2 separate regions of the Homo sapiens genome follow, and region 2 is linked to region 1. A link is an interaction called in ENCODE POLR2A ChIA-PET data of the cell type or tissue named here. Cell type or tissue: A673. All regions are shown on one strand.

Region 1 (8,000 bases):
TATTCAGGAAGAAAATGAATAGGAAAATGTTTGCAAAGCACATATGTTTCAGATAGCAAATGTAGCCTACTAATTTAAAATTCCTGATGACAAACTAAATAGCAAGAATATTTTTCACATTGGTTTTCAGAGCTGGGGTTAATTAAGAAAAATCTATTCTAAAATTATTTTCATTGTAGTGTGCTGGACACAACAGTGTTTAACAAATGATGACTAAGCAAATGTTTTGTCTCAGGAATCGATTATTTTTTAAAATCAAGAGTTTTTTCCCCTTACAAATAAAACATATTCGTGTTACAGAAAAATTTGAAATTCAGAAAGAGAGGTAATAAAATCTTGCCTAATTATTTAATCTGTCCACAACTACCATTAGTATGTTGGCATATTTTCTTCTAATCTTTCTTCATACACACTCACATGCACACATAAAGTCATTTTATATTATGTTTTTATTTTTATTTTGCATTATTTAATTTATCTTATTTAGTTAATATTTTCCACATTGTGGCATAATTAGCAAAACATCATTTGAATAATTGTGTATTTTTCTATTGTATGAATATACCACAAATTCATCAACACTCTCTTATTGTTCAGAGGGTAGTGTTTAATATGCCCATTACTGAGAGACACAAAGCAATATCCTGAGAAAAGCATTTCCCTAAATATTTATTTTTATGATAATATTGCTTTTTTTCTCTATGGATTTCTAGAAATGGAATTACCACATCAAAAAGCATGTTAATTTTTATGATTTTCTGGATTCTTTTCTTAGTTTGTTTCCTAAAATATGTTTCTAGCTTATACATCTACGGAAGTGGGACATTACCTTCACCACAATGTTACTGGCACTGATTATTATTGTTACATAAAACAATTTTGTTGACCATCTAACTGCCTTTTGTGAAGAGACAATGAGTCCATTGTCATATCCAAACATTTTAGTTCCCTTTCTTCATCATGGAAGTGAAGTCGTGATACCACCACACCTCTGTAAGGCACAGAAATCCATTAACTTGCAAACTATTAGTGAATGTCTACTGTTCTAGGTTCCAAGCCAGATAATTATAAGCCAGAAAACAATTTAGCTACCTTTTGCAGGTATCAATTCATAGTTCATTATTATGATTCTAATTTCAGTAATAGAGAATTTAAAAGTTCTTACAGAAACAGTAAAAGGACAAAGAAGATTAAAAAATAAAATATTCTAAGCAAAAATTCAAGCTCAGGTGCTTCAATCTTAAAACAAATGAGCTTAAAAACCTCTTGTTTTCATTTTCAAGTGGTGGGAGCAGAAAGTTTCATGGCCTAAATAATAGAAAATAATAAATTTATCAGATCTAGGCTGAATGCCCGTCTACTATAAATGAAATCGATGTCTTTTGACCACGAAATAGACATTACTACATAACAGTTATAAATATAGTGATGTATTCATCAGTAACCCATGAGTCAACAGTAATCTATTTCTTTTCCATTACCATAAGAATGTCTGAATATCTATATTGGAAGTGTATTGATTATTCAAAGACAGTGCAACATAATTCACCTGGACTGACTTAGATTGAACAAATGAAAGTTTCAAGTTAACTTCATGAACTCCTAAGCATCTTTATGGAAACAGAGCATATATTTACTCAGTTTGATGTTCTATTAACAGGTTACTAACTTACATAGGCAAAACAAAATTTCTTTATAAATTATATGTGGGTATATTTTCCTTTATATTTTTCAATGTTTTATATTCTTTATAAAATATTATTAATATAAGATATTTTATAAAGAGTTTCTCACTCCTGCTTCACTCTAATACTTATTCCCACAAAACAGAACAGTTTCTAAGTCTCATATTCTAGAAATATACAAATGATCAATTTGTTGAATAATCAATTTTATTTGATTGTTTATAGAAATTTGTTGTGAGCTGATCAGCTGTTGATTTATTGTATCTGTTTTATTAATAATTTATCTTTGTGTTTTCAGATTCCAAGAAAACAAAAAAACCTGCAGAAGGTACTGGACATATTTCTTTTTTTCTGCCTTATGTTTGATGAACCATGAAACAGCATACCTTCTTAAAGGATTGATGTAGAAGAAAGAATTATGTGTGGGATAGAGGAGAAGAAAAAATGATTGAGATTGAGAGAGAGAGAGAGAGAGAGAGAGAGAGAGAGCGCCAAATCTATTCTGACAATACTGCTATGAGAAGTATTTCGCAGTAATGGAAATAAATACTGCATATCCTTTCACAGTAATTGTTTCCAAAGAAATGTTTACTTAACAAGAAATTGAAAAATTTTCAGTATCAAACATTTATTTTACTAGAAAGCACACACTAAATTACTTTTTGATAGACTGGCATCAATTAGGAACTGATTTCTTCCTTTCGGTCTTGAATAATTCATTTGGCAAGTATACCTGTGCCTCCTAGACTTGTTCACATGTGTTTTTATGTGTTTAAGAGACTATTACATATCAGGTGTAAATAATTTAAAATGGTTAAACAGTATAATCCTGGGTTAATTTATTGTCAAATAATATTTGCCAATCAAATTATGGAAGCACCTACAGTAATTAACAATACCTCAGAGCCTCACTGTGAAATTTCACCTCATTGTGAAATTTAAGGAGAGAAAATTGGAAGGAGGGGTGGGAAAAATTACAGTCTAATCAATATGTAGGGTAGTACGTTTTATCTTTAAAGTTTTAAGAGCAATGATTTTGTTTGTATTTCTTTCAGTAGAACAACCCAAGGGAAAAAGTAAGGAAATGCATGCAGTGTATTTGTGTACTTTTTTTTTTACTACTATTATTTGCCTGCTGCTGTATTTAGACCTGCAATTTTGAATCCGCTTTTCCTATGTTTTATGCATGTGAACTCTGTTGTTTTTTGTCCAAGTGAAAAAATACACAGTCTGGGGGTTAGAGTGGACTGAGAAGCATAGTAATCATTTTTAGAACTCTTTCTCAAGCTCATGCAATCATCTAACAATACTCTTGACGGGCTTGTAATCAAAAGTAAAACTGCATTCCATTAACCCAAACTGACTTATGTTTTTGTAAATTTAGTCCTAATCTGGTTAGTTGTCAGTCCTTTGAAAATTGACTAGAAGTTCTTTTACAGGCTAGTTTTACAACTTTTTTCCTATCTTTCTTTTTGTAATCTGTAGATATTTTGGCATGCCCATGTGATATATGACATTTTTCCCATAACATAATTTCCCCCCTACACTCACTATGAGCTCTGTCTAATAGGGTTGCTATTCAGCCTCATCCACTGTTGCTTTAACACTATTAAGACTGTGTGCTAACAATTCAGTCAAGCTCAATAACTTAATGTATGTCTTTCACAAATATAGGTTCTCCTCTGAAGAAAATAAGATATATTTAACAAAAGAAAGCAAAAAAAAAAAAAACCCTTGAACTTATTCAATACACTATTAAAAATTAGCACATTACCAGCAATATAGATTTTAAGATTCTAGTGATATCAAAAATGTTTTAAAATATATACCAATTAAAATATATTTATGTGTTTTGGCCCTACAAAAAGCAAGGATGCTGAGACATTCAACGTTGTAAAAATGCTCTAAAATGCCCTGTGGAGACACTCGTGAAATTATACTACAACTCAGCCAGGGGGAGCAATCCATCTACAGAGAGTTCTCTCAGTTCCAGATTTACGTGTGTGCAGAGCTACTGATGAGTACTGGCACAGAGATACAGAAAGCACTCTATAAACGCTGCACCAGCAGGAAAATGGAGAACAACTGGAGATTCGAAAAATAGTATTAAAGTACATATAGAGATAGCCTTAAGGCCCTTTATTACAGTTTATAAGATTTAAAAGTTCCTGCACACACTGCAGCTCCTTGGCAATCTTCAGGGCACTGATGCACTTAATAAATAAACATGCCTTTTCACGCATTCATTCACAACCCAACTGTTTCCCTCCTTGAGAAGGTCCTCAGATTGTGACTCGGGCAGCAATAAGGAGAAGAAATAGTTTTCTTCAAAACACCTATCAGTTCTTTTCAAATTCACTCATTTGCTATGGTTTATCATCTAGACTTGCTTTTATTATTGTTAGTGTTGTATCTTTGAATTTCTTTGATTTGGATTTTTTATCTTGAGGGTTGCTTTACTCGATGGTACACCCCAATTTTATATTTTATTTTGCTTCTACTTTTCTAATAATCACAACTTAAAGGTTGTTCACTTTTCAGATATTTTTAATTATGGTTAAGGGAAACAGGATGAAAAGTACAAGAGACCATCCTGTACATTTTGTAAATGTTTGTGAGCTATAATTTTTTTCAAAATAAAAAGTAAAAGAAAGAGACCTCAAAAATCAACCATAAACATGAGTTTGCAGTCCCTGTAGAGTTAAAGGGTAAATCAATGTATATTTACTAAGGTAATTCAATAATTACACCATGAGCTATCCTATATAATGAACAAATTAGCACAGCTATTTTTCAGCTTTCTGATAAGATTGAGGGGACTTTATTTTAACTTTTAATCTTATGTATAGCTGGTATTCGATTCTGATGCATGTCCAAATCTGCTTCCAGTACTTTTTTGACTGTTATCACTGTTTGTGACTGTCATCACAAATTTCTTGGAAATGTTTTATAATTAGAGCTTCAGTTAAGCAATAAATTAAACAATGTATTTAATTGCTCTTCATTTGCCAGACAACATTTGATAATGTTCTCATTTTGTTTAATTTTAGCTAAATCGTCATAGCTTCTTCTTTTTGACCTGCAACACTTGGCCAAGCCATTTGTTTCATTTTTTTGTTTTGCTGCTTAAAGGCTGTCTTAAAAGAGGATAAGTTGCTCATTATACCACACTTATTTAATTAGAAGCCTGACTAACAAAATTGTATACTTGGGAAATTGATGTGATGACCGTAGCATTCTATGACACTCTATATTTTTAAAATATAGTTTGTAGAGTTCTTTCAGTATGAACATATTCTAGTCTTCAAAATCTATTCATTAAATAAAACTTTAAGAATCTTTCCATTCTTCTTTAAAATATCAGATAAAAATGTGGGTATGTTAAAGTATTTCTTGAAAATCTTCTTTTACATTAATTTGACAAGGTTGTCAAGGCAAAATAAATAAGAATAGAAATGTAGATGATAGCACTTCATGTAAAATTAGTGCTTGCAATTCTTATAAAATTAGTACTTATTATAATGTAAATGTCAGCTTAATCTTGAGAACAAAATAATGCTTTGTCTCATACAATATTGACAAAAGTAGATTCCTGAAAAGAAACGCTATATAAAGAGGACTCCAAAAGGAGCATTTGTCCTAAAAGCAAGGCAAATGTTTTACCCTGAAACTTCTTTTTCTATTTTAGTGTCTTAAATATGCCTCACAAAGCCTTTGTCTTAGCTTAACAGCTATTTCTTCCATGTAAGAAGATTCTTAGAAGAGGCAGTCCACGTGAAATGTGCTAATCTTCATCTTTCTGAGAATTATTTTAAAATAACTGCAATAAGCTGCGGTGCTGTGGCTCATGCCTGTAATCCTAGCACTTTGAGAGGCTGAGGTGGGTGGACCTCTTGAGCCCAGAAGTTTGAGACCAGCCTGGGCAACATGGTGAGACTTTGTCTCCACACACACACACACACACACACACACACACACACACACACACACACTACAAATCTGGCTACACATGGTGGTGTGTGCCTGTAATCCCAGCTACCTGGGAGGCCGAGGTTGGAGGATCAATTAAGCCCAGGAAGTGGAGGCTGCAGTGAACTAGAATTATAACACTGCACTACAACTTGGGCAACAGAACAAGACCCTGTCTCAGAAAAACTAAGCAATTTCTTAAAAAGCTGTAATAATTATCTTTTGTACTTACTATTTTGACTCAAATTTATTTCATATTGATCTAATATAATAGCAAATTTAATTTTTTTCACCCTTTATGGATTCTATTTTATTTTTCTGGTTTATCATCTGTAAAAAATTCAAATTCCTCTAATATTCAGAATATTTTGATGCTGCCCCATAAGGAAACTCCCAAGATAAATGGAAAAAAGAATTATTTTAAGTATATAATCTTAGCCTTTTTATGTAAGCCATTATTAGTTGCTGCAATCTGGCATCAGCACATGCATGTTTCTTTGTGTTAAAACAATTAAGTTGGGATTCATAAACTTTAGAATAATAACGATAATAATAATAACAATAATAATATGTTTCAGAACAGGAAAAGAAAGAAAAACATGTGGAACCAGGTAACTGTTTTTAAATTCCTCTGTTCTCACAATTTCATAATATTATTTGATTTGCAATTGAATACTGAATTACAATTGAATGACATAGAATGCTGATTTTTTTTTCTTTCCTTTTTGATACAGCAAAGTCACCAAAGAAAGAACACTCAGGTGAGTAAGACCACTGTTGCTGGATTCCGAATACTCATGTCCAGTGTTTATTAATGCTGTAGCCTCAAACAGGTGGTAAGGCAGCGCCAGTAAAGGGTGGGGAATGCTTCCATCTCACAGTGTTTTTTCCAAGTTCTTGACATGGACATAACATCAATGCAGTTTTAGAAAATGAAAGCCAAATGTTACACTCTTGCTCCTCAATGTGTGTTCTGTGAACTAGCAGCATCAGAATCACCCAAAATGTTATTAGAAATGAAGGATTTTTGGCCCCACTCAAGACCTACTGAATCAGAGTCTGCAACTTCACAAGACCCTCAGTGAATTCATCTGTGCAGTATTTGCGAAGTACTCTTTCACAGTTTAGTGTAAAAGCAAAACAAAACAAGAACAAAACACTTTTTGTAAATGCATTATACATCGCTTTGTTTTTAAAATATGGAATAATCACTTCCAGCAAATATTATCTCCTTATTCATAATCTTACTTAATAACATTTCCTGAGTGCTCAGGGGAGTTGCAGTGAGAGCAAAAGTAGATTTTGCCCAAAATATATTTACATTCTGATGAGAAAAAAACTGATTGAGAGTCAAACAACTAGACAAGACAAATAAACCTATCAACAAAAACTAAAAGTGCAGTTGCTGTGGATACCAAATTATTGTCTTGAAGTTTTCTAGCATTTAACCTGCCCAATTAATCATTTCAAATGAAAATTTCTGAAACCATTTATATTTCCCTCATTTAAAACTATCACCTCTTGATTTTGCCTGGCTAACTCCTACTGAAGGAGCTTCACTGAGTTATTTAGTATTGTGTGTGTGTGTGTGTATGGGTGATCATAACCTTATGTAATACCTATCAGTCATTCTTCCCATTTCATTTTATTTAAATGGAAATAGCATCTGCTCAATCTTATTTAAAAAACCACGCAAAGGGGCCCAACTGTAGTCTCACCCTACCACAAACCACGGAAAACTACAGGTTTGAATCCACATTTATTATTCATTTTTAAAGATTATAAAATATCCTGAGACAGCCCAAATCTGTTTTAAGTGTCTGTCCAATTACTTCCCATAGTATCATTTTCTTACTTTTATAATATTTCATATGCTGTTAAAATCGTATTATCTTTTCCCTTTTCTACCTTATATAGTCAGAAATTGGAAGAAGCCGACTGTTTTTTCTCTTTATTCCCAGAGCACCTATTGTAATGCCAGGACACATTGGGCGCTTGATGATGGCTTATTGAGTGAAGGAAGAAACACCAAATAGAACAATTACATTTTTATAAATTTAAAAACAGAAGACTTTAAAATAATTTACAAGATGCAATAATTGCACATTTCAGCATTTCATATTTTCACAGTATTTGACCTTTGGGAAGAAATGTTTTGTCTACTTTACAGAGAACACCCTGTTGGTTCAGAGTTGCATTTCCTCAAGCATAACACATCTTCTCACTTACGCATGTAAGAAGAACCTAAGATAGTGTGTGCATTATAGAAAGACAGAGAGACATACAGAATGACTATTGGTGTAGCCAGTTTTAAAAGTTTTAATAGTTAAATATTACTGTCTAATA
Region 2 (8,000 bases), 580 kb after region 1:
TCTACAAAAAATAATAGAAAAAAAAATTAGCCAGGAGTGGTGGCGCACACCTGTAGTCCCACTTACTTAGGAGTCTGAGGTGGGAGAATCACTTGAGCCCAGGAGGCTGAAGCTGCAGTGAGCCATGATCACACCACTGCACTCTAGCCTGGGCAACAGAGTGAGACCCCTGTCTCTGAAAAAAAAAAAAATTTAAAACTAAAATGAGTTGGCCAGGCATAGTGGCTCACACCTGTAATCCCAGCACTTTGGAAGGCCGAGGTGGGTGGATCACCTAGGTCAGTAGTTCAAGACCAACCTGGCCAACATGGTAAAACCCCGTCTCTGCTAAAAATACAAAAATTAGCCAGGCGTGGTGGTGGGTGCCTGTAATCCCAGCAACTGGGGAGGCAGAGGCAGGAGAATCGCTTCAGCCTAGGAGGTAGAGGTTGCAGTGAGCCGAGACCACGCCATTGCACTCCAGCCTGGGCAACAGAGTAAGACTCCATCTCGAAATTTAAAAAAAAAAAAAAGAAAGAAAATCCATGAGTTGTAAAGTGTTTATGCAAAAAAAATCTTCAAATTATAATACTTTTATTGATACTGGAGTCTACCCCGAGTTTAATAAACATACAAATTTTGCCTTCCGTTTATTCCCAGATGGTTTTGGTCTATGGGATCTACCTTCTCCTTATTCTGCTGAGAGTTGTTCAATGTACTTTCTAGCCATTCAAACTGGTTGGCTGGGTCAGTCTTGTTCAGTGTCATTATATTTGGGCCGTAGTACAAGTTTGTGTTTAGACTGATGATCCTAAGGTTTGGATTAGTTGTAACTTTCTGTGAATAAAAACCACCTATAAAAACAATTTTAAAACACATTTAGGAAAACATACACATACACACAAACATTGTGAAAGCAAATTCCTGAGGTTTACAATCCAGTCAGGAGGTTGGTGCTTATTTCTCATTGTTTAGTTTGCACATAGATAGGCTGTCATTAGATAAGAATCAGATTTAGCAAGCATTTACTGCAAACCTGCTATGGTGCCAGGCCCCGTGCTATCGCTTCCAACATATTGAGATAACAACAGCTGTATCCAATATTCACATGAAAAGATAAATAAGTGTTTCGGCAGTAAGCAATGAGATTGAGTTTTATGAAAGAAAGATTTACACATCAACTTCTACTTTTATGATTAGGGGCTTAAGATGAGAGACATTGTGAAATATAAAATCCAAAAAATGGTAACACATATGGATCTTGCTAGAGACTACTCGGAAAAAAAGGTCAGACAAACCACAGCTGCTACAATCTCAGGGGAGAGGAGGTTTAAAGGCATCATTCCACCCACGCCTCTGAACCACTGGTGGTGGGACACCCAAGGGTCTGTTGCAATGGCACTTTCAGAGCTGGGCACTAAGATCTGGCCCAGCTTTCTTTGCCCTGAGCCTACTCACTATGCACGGCTTTCCCTAGCTTTCAATCATGATGGATCACTGCCCCTTTAATTTTCTCTATTCTTTCTTGTAGTCACAACACCTTATTATTTTTATTATGGTACTAGCAGGTCAGTTGGGTTTGAATTTGTCAGAAGTTATTTTTGAGAAGCTGCTTTCATGTCCAAGTAGTAGAAAATGACAACAGGTCTCACTAGGGCCTCTGGGATGACAAAGTTTGAGGCCCCTCATGCAAGACATCTCTGCCCCAAATCACTTTTGCCTTTAAGACTTTCTCAGGATGGCTTCTATGATTTTTAACTTAATATTATACTCCAGTGTTTAACTGGATCTTTGAGGGCTATCATTGGAATGGATATCATTATGAAACTCATATGGCTTTTTCTTAGGGCCTGCATTCCACTTCTCAGCTTTTTTCTGCCTCCCCTGCTTTATGCTGAGTCTCCTTAGAAGGCAGAGCATTTCTTTAGGGATCTTGATCATTCTTTATGGCTCTCCCTTCAACCTGCATAAGCTCTCCACGTGTCTTGTAGGATGTGAAGTGTAAGACTAGACATAGGCCGGGCACGGTGGCTCATGCCTGTAATCCCAGCACTTTGGGAGGCTGAGGCAGGTGGATCTCCTGAGGTCAGAAGCCCGAGACCAGCCTGACCAACATAGTGAAACCCTATCTCTACTAAAAATACAAAAATTAGCCAGGTGTGGTGGCAGGTGCCTGTAATCCCAGCTACTCAGGAGGCTGCAGCAGGAGAATCGCTTGAAACCAGGAGGCAGAGGTTGCTGTGAGCCAAGACCATGCCATTGCACTCCAGCCTGGGCAACAAGAGTGGAACTCCATCTTAATAAAAAAAAAAAAAAAAAAAAGACTAGATATAGTTCCCTAGATTAATCAGAACCATAGTCTAATTCTAAGCTATCATGTCTCAAATTCATATATACTATGATTTGCTGCATGCTAGCAAAAACAATAACAAAATAGTGGCAAAAGCCAAAGGGTTAACAAAAATACCGAAAGAAGTATTTTAACTGAGAGAAGTCTAGCCATTAACTTAATATTTGTCTCAACATTCTGAAAACACCAAAGTCTTAGTTTAACAGCTGCACACCTCAGTTAAGCTCACAAAATGTCAGGGATTTACATAATGATGTGTCAAGAGCCAGTGGAGCAGAGGGCCTTTAGACATGACCCAGGGAAGGCCTTACTATGCACTAATTATGCATTACTTTCCCAAGCACCTCAAAGTCCATGTTAAAAGCTTAGTTATCCTCACTTTACCAGCTCTTTGTTTTATAAAATTGTGCTGCTTGGTTAGAAGTTAGTGTCCATTCTCTCTTCTCAATCAATTTTCCAATTAGAAACATACACTTTTATTTACATTCAAATCCAAAGTTCAGCTTTTGCTCCATGGGGAACATACCTACCTAATTAAGAGTAGAAGAAGAAAAAAGAATAGAAGAAAAACAGGAAGAGCTCCCTGCAAGATAAACAGGTTCACGACCTGTGTCACAGGCAGCATTACTACTCACTGTCCTCCACAAAAACTGGGGGCTGTGCTCCAGAAGTGGCACACTCAAGCAAACATTAAAAATTTAAGTCTAAATAACATGAATAAAAATTGAGGCAAAATAGGAATAACTAAGTCTTTCACTTACCTTTCCTTAAAGTACTAATAGCTTCTTCATCTAGCCATGGTTTCCAGAGGTTTGCTACTGCATTGTACACTTTACTGGTGACTACAGGCAGTTGATCCTGGCCACAAACAATATAATCCACCATTGAAATTTAAAGATACACAGCTGAATTAATGTAAACACTACTTGAGCACTGACTACTACGTTAGGCATCTAGAGATGCAAGGATGATTATTAGATAGACTTCATCTTCAAGGAATTATAACTTAGTTGGAGACTGGGGGATAAAATGTAACCAATTAACTATAAGACAATGTGCTGGGCACTACCCAGAGGTCCGGGGAGCCTAGAAGCAAGAACAATCAAGTGTAGCCAAGGGCCAGGTGCAGTGGCTCATGCCTATAATCCCAGCACTTTGGGAGGCCAAGGCAGGCGGATCACTTGAGGTCAGAAGTTCAAGAAGTGTCTGGCCAATATGGTGAAACCCCATCTCTACTACAAACACAAAAATTACCCAGGCATGGTGGTGAGCACCCATAATCATAGCTACTTGGGAGGCTGAGGCAGGAAAATCACTGGAATCCGTGAGGCGAAGGTTGCAGTGAGCCAAGATCGCACCACTGCACTTCAGCCTGGGCAACTGAGTGAGGCTCTGGCTCAAAAAACAAAAAAACAAACAAACAAACAAACAAAAAAGGTGTAGCCCAGGGAATTAGAGAGTGAAGAGACTATTTAAGCCAGGCCTTAAATAAGGACTTTATCAACTTAACAAAAGGGCATCAAAGCAAATGCAATGGCCCAGATACAAACATAGGCATAGGCATAGGCACAGGCAAAAGCACAGAGTTCCATAGGTGTGTACCATGTACAGAGAAAAGCTCATGTTTTAGCATGGCTAGGATATGGGAAGGATGTGGGAGTGTGCTCATTAAAGAGATGCCAAAGGCAGGTTTGAGCCTGCACATGCACTGCCCGATGCAGCATGCCGAGGGAACGGGAAAACATCATGTTTTAGAATTTAACAAAGTCTTCTGAACTGTTCAAACTATTATAAGCTTCTTAACTCTTTGAATAAAGATTTACAACCACATGCTTTTGATTTGGAGAAGTCTCTTTAGGGCAGCATAAATTATATCAAAATATTTTGATTTTTTAAATAACACATTTTAAGTACAAAACATTTTTATTATCATAAAGTATCTTCAGGATGACATAAGCTCTAGTGTAGAAGTAAATGGGGAGCCTCGCCTGGAGGAAAACAAACAAACAAAACTTTAAGAAAGTTAAATACTGAAGCAGGGCATGGTGATTCATGCCTGTAATCTCAGCACTTTGAAAGGCTAAGCCAGGAGGACAGCTTGAGCCCCAGAGGGCGAGGCTGCATTTATCTATGATTGTGCCACTGCACTGCACTCCAGCCTGGGCAACAGAAAAAGACCCTGTTTCAAAAAAAAAAAAAAAAAAAAGTAAATACTGAATAAAAACCCATAAATCATTTGTGAATTGGATAATTGTTTTTAATTTTGTTTTAAAAAATTATGTTAAATGACTGAAACCCCTTCTTCACTCTCTTCATTTACTTCTGTACATTGGTAAAATAGACCTATTTCTGAGAGGAGTTTATCAAAAGTTATTTTTCAAGAAGATGCCCAAGTCCTAGTAGTTCTTGATACATGCGTCTAATACATGATGAACATATAGATACATATAGGGCAAGTAATAACCAAATGACTTGTTTTAATTGGACTAAACATGTATTTTCAGTTTGTGTCCAAGATCAGGGTCGCCTGTCTGAGAATTACACAACAGCTTAGGCCAATCTAGATTCTGATTGAAAATTGGTACGCATCGTTATCATCATATAATAAAAAGCCATAAAGTCTTGGCCATTTATTTACTTTGGGATGGATGCCAAGTATGGTGTGGTGATGGAGAAGCTTAGAATTATGTAAAAATCACTTAGACTTTCTTCTCTATTTTAAACATGAGAAACACAAGCACCAGAGAAGTTAGATGGCTTATCCAGGGATAGGTGTCAGTCTCAGGGCTGGTCTAAATCCCATGATTACTCTCACAGTCAATTGTCTATTGCACCATGTTTCCTTCCCAGTCCTTTTTGGCTGTGACATAACCACTGCTGAGAAATGAAGCCTAATGGAAAGTGACCTACCCACAAATTCGGTGGCACCAGTCTTGCCAGTGTAGGAGTAAATGGGGACCCTTCCTTGGGTGGCAACAGGAAGAATTCTCCAGGATGTCCACACTGATACCTACTTCTGATGTCATGGGTGGGGACATGCATCTGTATATGTATATTTATGTAGCTATGCTGCATGAACATAGAATTTCAGTGGAAAAATAGCACTTATGAAATTTATTTGTTTCTAACATTCTCCAGAGTTAGATCTCAGACATCAGCCTCTAAGAAATTTTGTTGTGGAGCTTTCATGTTACATTTGACATTTCCGAAACTGTGAGGTGGAAAGATGGTAGTAGAATAACAGAAAGAACATTTTTAGATATAAGATCATAAGCTAGAAAGAGAAAAAAAATTAACTGTTAAAGGTATGTAGGCTGCCCAATTTACCCTAGCTGTATATATTAATATAATAGGATATGTTATAGAAGTTAGGTAGCATTTCTGTCTTTGAATTGTAAGATCTGACTTGACAAAAAGAGGACAGAGATAAAAATAAAATCAAACAAATCCTCAAAGGAGTTACAAACATGTATCCCCTGTCACCACTTAATGTGACAATCACCACCAGCCCACTTACTGAGGGCTGATGCTGTGCCAGATAGTAAGCTATGCCTTTTTCATATCACCAATGCTCACAAAAGCTTTGCAAGGTAGGTATTTCTAGCTTCTATGTACAAATGAGTGATCTCTGCATCAGCGAGGTTAAGTGAATCACCCGAGTTGGCCAAGCTATTAAAAGCAGGGCTGGGAGGGAGGTGTGGTGGCGGAGAGGGAGGGAGTGGAAAGCAGGGCTGGTTAAAGATTTACATTCTAGTGACTATGAACACCTGTGTTTTCCAATATTCCAGTCTTCCTGCCACCTAAGGCATATAAACACAATGTGTGTGACCTTGGGCTGCTGGAGCTCATTTGTTCCCAAGCCTCTTCACTGTGTGGTCTAACATATCAACAGGAACAAATGCTCGTTGACAGGCTGACTCAAAAGGACTCACATATTACTCATCTCAAGATAGTAGGCCAGGGACAAGAAGTCACTGGAAACTTAAGCTTATTCTAGAATACAACTCATCAAAATTACTGTATTCAGGTTCGATTAACTAAAAATAATCAAAACCCCCGTTCAGCATTCATTTGACATGAGATGGAAGATATTCTAAGCAAAGAGAAAAATGTGGACACAGAGAGGCGTGAAAGTAGATATGTTTGGGAAATATTGAGTATGTTAATCAGGCAAGGCAAGGGATGTGCAAAAGGATGTTGGTTTAAGCGAACACAGATCTGAGGTAAAAAGATCTAGCGTATGGGCTCTGCTCCCAAGGGATGTGGAGCACTTGGACAAGTAATTCACATTTCTGAGCCTTCATTTTCTCACCTACAAAATGAAGGGTAGGTCTAGACCAGGGGTCAGCAAACTTTTTCTATCCATTTCAACTGCTCTATTCTGAAACATGAAACAATCAAAAGCAATGTAGAATGAATGGAAACATAGCTGTGTTCCAATAAAACTTTATTTACAAAAACAAGCAACAGGCTGAATTTGTACCACAGGAGACAATTGCCCAGCCCTGGACTTAAACAAAAATCTCTGGGTACAAATCTAAGATTTTACACTACTACAATAGGATGCTGTAAACCGGACGGCCATCTTGCTGTTATGCACAGGTTGGTTCTCAAATAAAAACCTGTTGAGCCGGGGGTATCTCAGGCATTAAATGCTCTGAACATGGTTTCTGCCTTGAATCATGTCTTAATTAGATAAACTATGACTTGAACATGGACCTCCTTCCTCTTTGCTTCTTATGGCAATTTGTAAGTTTTTGTTTTTATTTACAGTCTAGCTTACATCAGGGTATGCACATCCTTGTAGGTCTAATAAGAATTCTGGAAAAAGTAAATATTTATCAATATTAACCTTACTTGCTAACCTTGTCATGGACATGCAAATGAACCAGAACATTACTCAAAAGAAAAGAGAAATTGAAGAAGATTATGAAGGAAAACATAAATTAATCATCCACAAACTGGATAATTTTATTCTGAAAACTCACTATTGATACAACTTCTCATGAAGTATTAAAAGATTACTTTTACAGTCCCCGAAGTACTTGTCTTTGCCTTTCTTGATGGTTAGGATTAAGACCATATTCTCCCTCTATAAGACCCATTCCCATGCCCTATCACTAGCTAGTTATTGTCACAATTTTGACACTACTAATAGGAAAAATTCTTTAAGCATTTCTGAAAGTCTATCAAATTTACCTGTGGCCAATAGTCATGATTACCCAGCGCAGGGAAAACCTGGAGATTTGGAAAGAGACTCTGGATGGTGGTTGTCATATTAGTGATCACATTTATAACAGTGTCTGTTGAGAGTTCAGGTACAGGAACATGAGGTGGGCTATCCCTGAAAAAAGAGAGAGATTGTAAAGAACAAAATCAGTTTCATAAAGAGTTACTAGACTTATGCATGATGCGTTGCTATACCTATCACTGCAGACTTCCATTTTAAAACAGCAGATTACAGCTAAAGAGTTGATAGACTACTCTTCACTTACCTCTACCCTACAGATAATCCTATAAAAGAAAATTAACAAAATATAATACAAAAAATAAGCTGGAAATCCCAGCCTATTTCACTACCTGACTGAAGATTTATAAGAGGCTAAAAACTGCAATAATTAAAAGCAGATGCCAATTGAACCAGAGCCCAAATGCCTATTTCAAATCCCAG

What was found. Peaks named below come from ENCODE experiments on the same cell type or tissue, not always from the same donor. Only the 100,000 strongest peaks of a DNase experiment are listed, where the experiment ranks them.
Region 2: POLR2A ChIA-PET joins it to region 1 with 9 read pairs; 1 of 35 experiments calls an interaction of 5 or more read pairs at or near these places.

The regions. Positions count from the first base shown.
Region 1 is chr6:123,376,131-123,384,130 of GRCh38, reverse strand. It overlaps TRDN (triadin), which reads left to right. Exons shown (of 41, transcript NM_006073.4): 15 at 1,984-2,013; 16 at 2,741-2,761; 17 at 6,233-6,265; 18 at 6,389-6,415. Among named protein-coding and RNA genes, the nearest start is that of TRDN-AS1, 59 kb to the left of the region's middle. In A673, a CTCF peak has its summit at 3,630; a DNase peak (open chromatin) is centred at 3,660; H3K4me3 peaks cover 643 bases; H3K27ac peaks cover 3,585 bases.
Region 2 is chr6:122,796,497-122,804,496 of GRCh38, reverse strand. It overlaps SMPDL3A (sphingomyelin phosphodiesterase acid like 3A), which reads right to left. Exons shown (of 8, transcript NM_006714.5): 3 at 7,529-7,673; 4 at 3,091-3,187; 5 at 664-833. Among named protein-coding and RNA genes, the nearest start is that of SMPDL3A, 11 kb to the right of the region's middle. RefSeq lists a silencer at 5,919-6,213. In A673, no CTCF peak of the experiment used is centred here; no DNase peak of the experiment used is centred here; H3K27ac peaks cover 1,451 bases.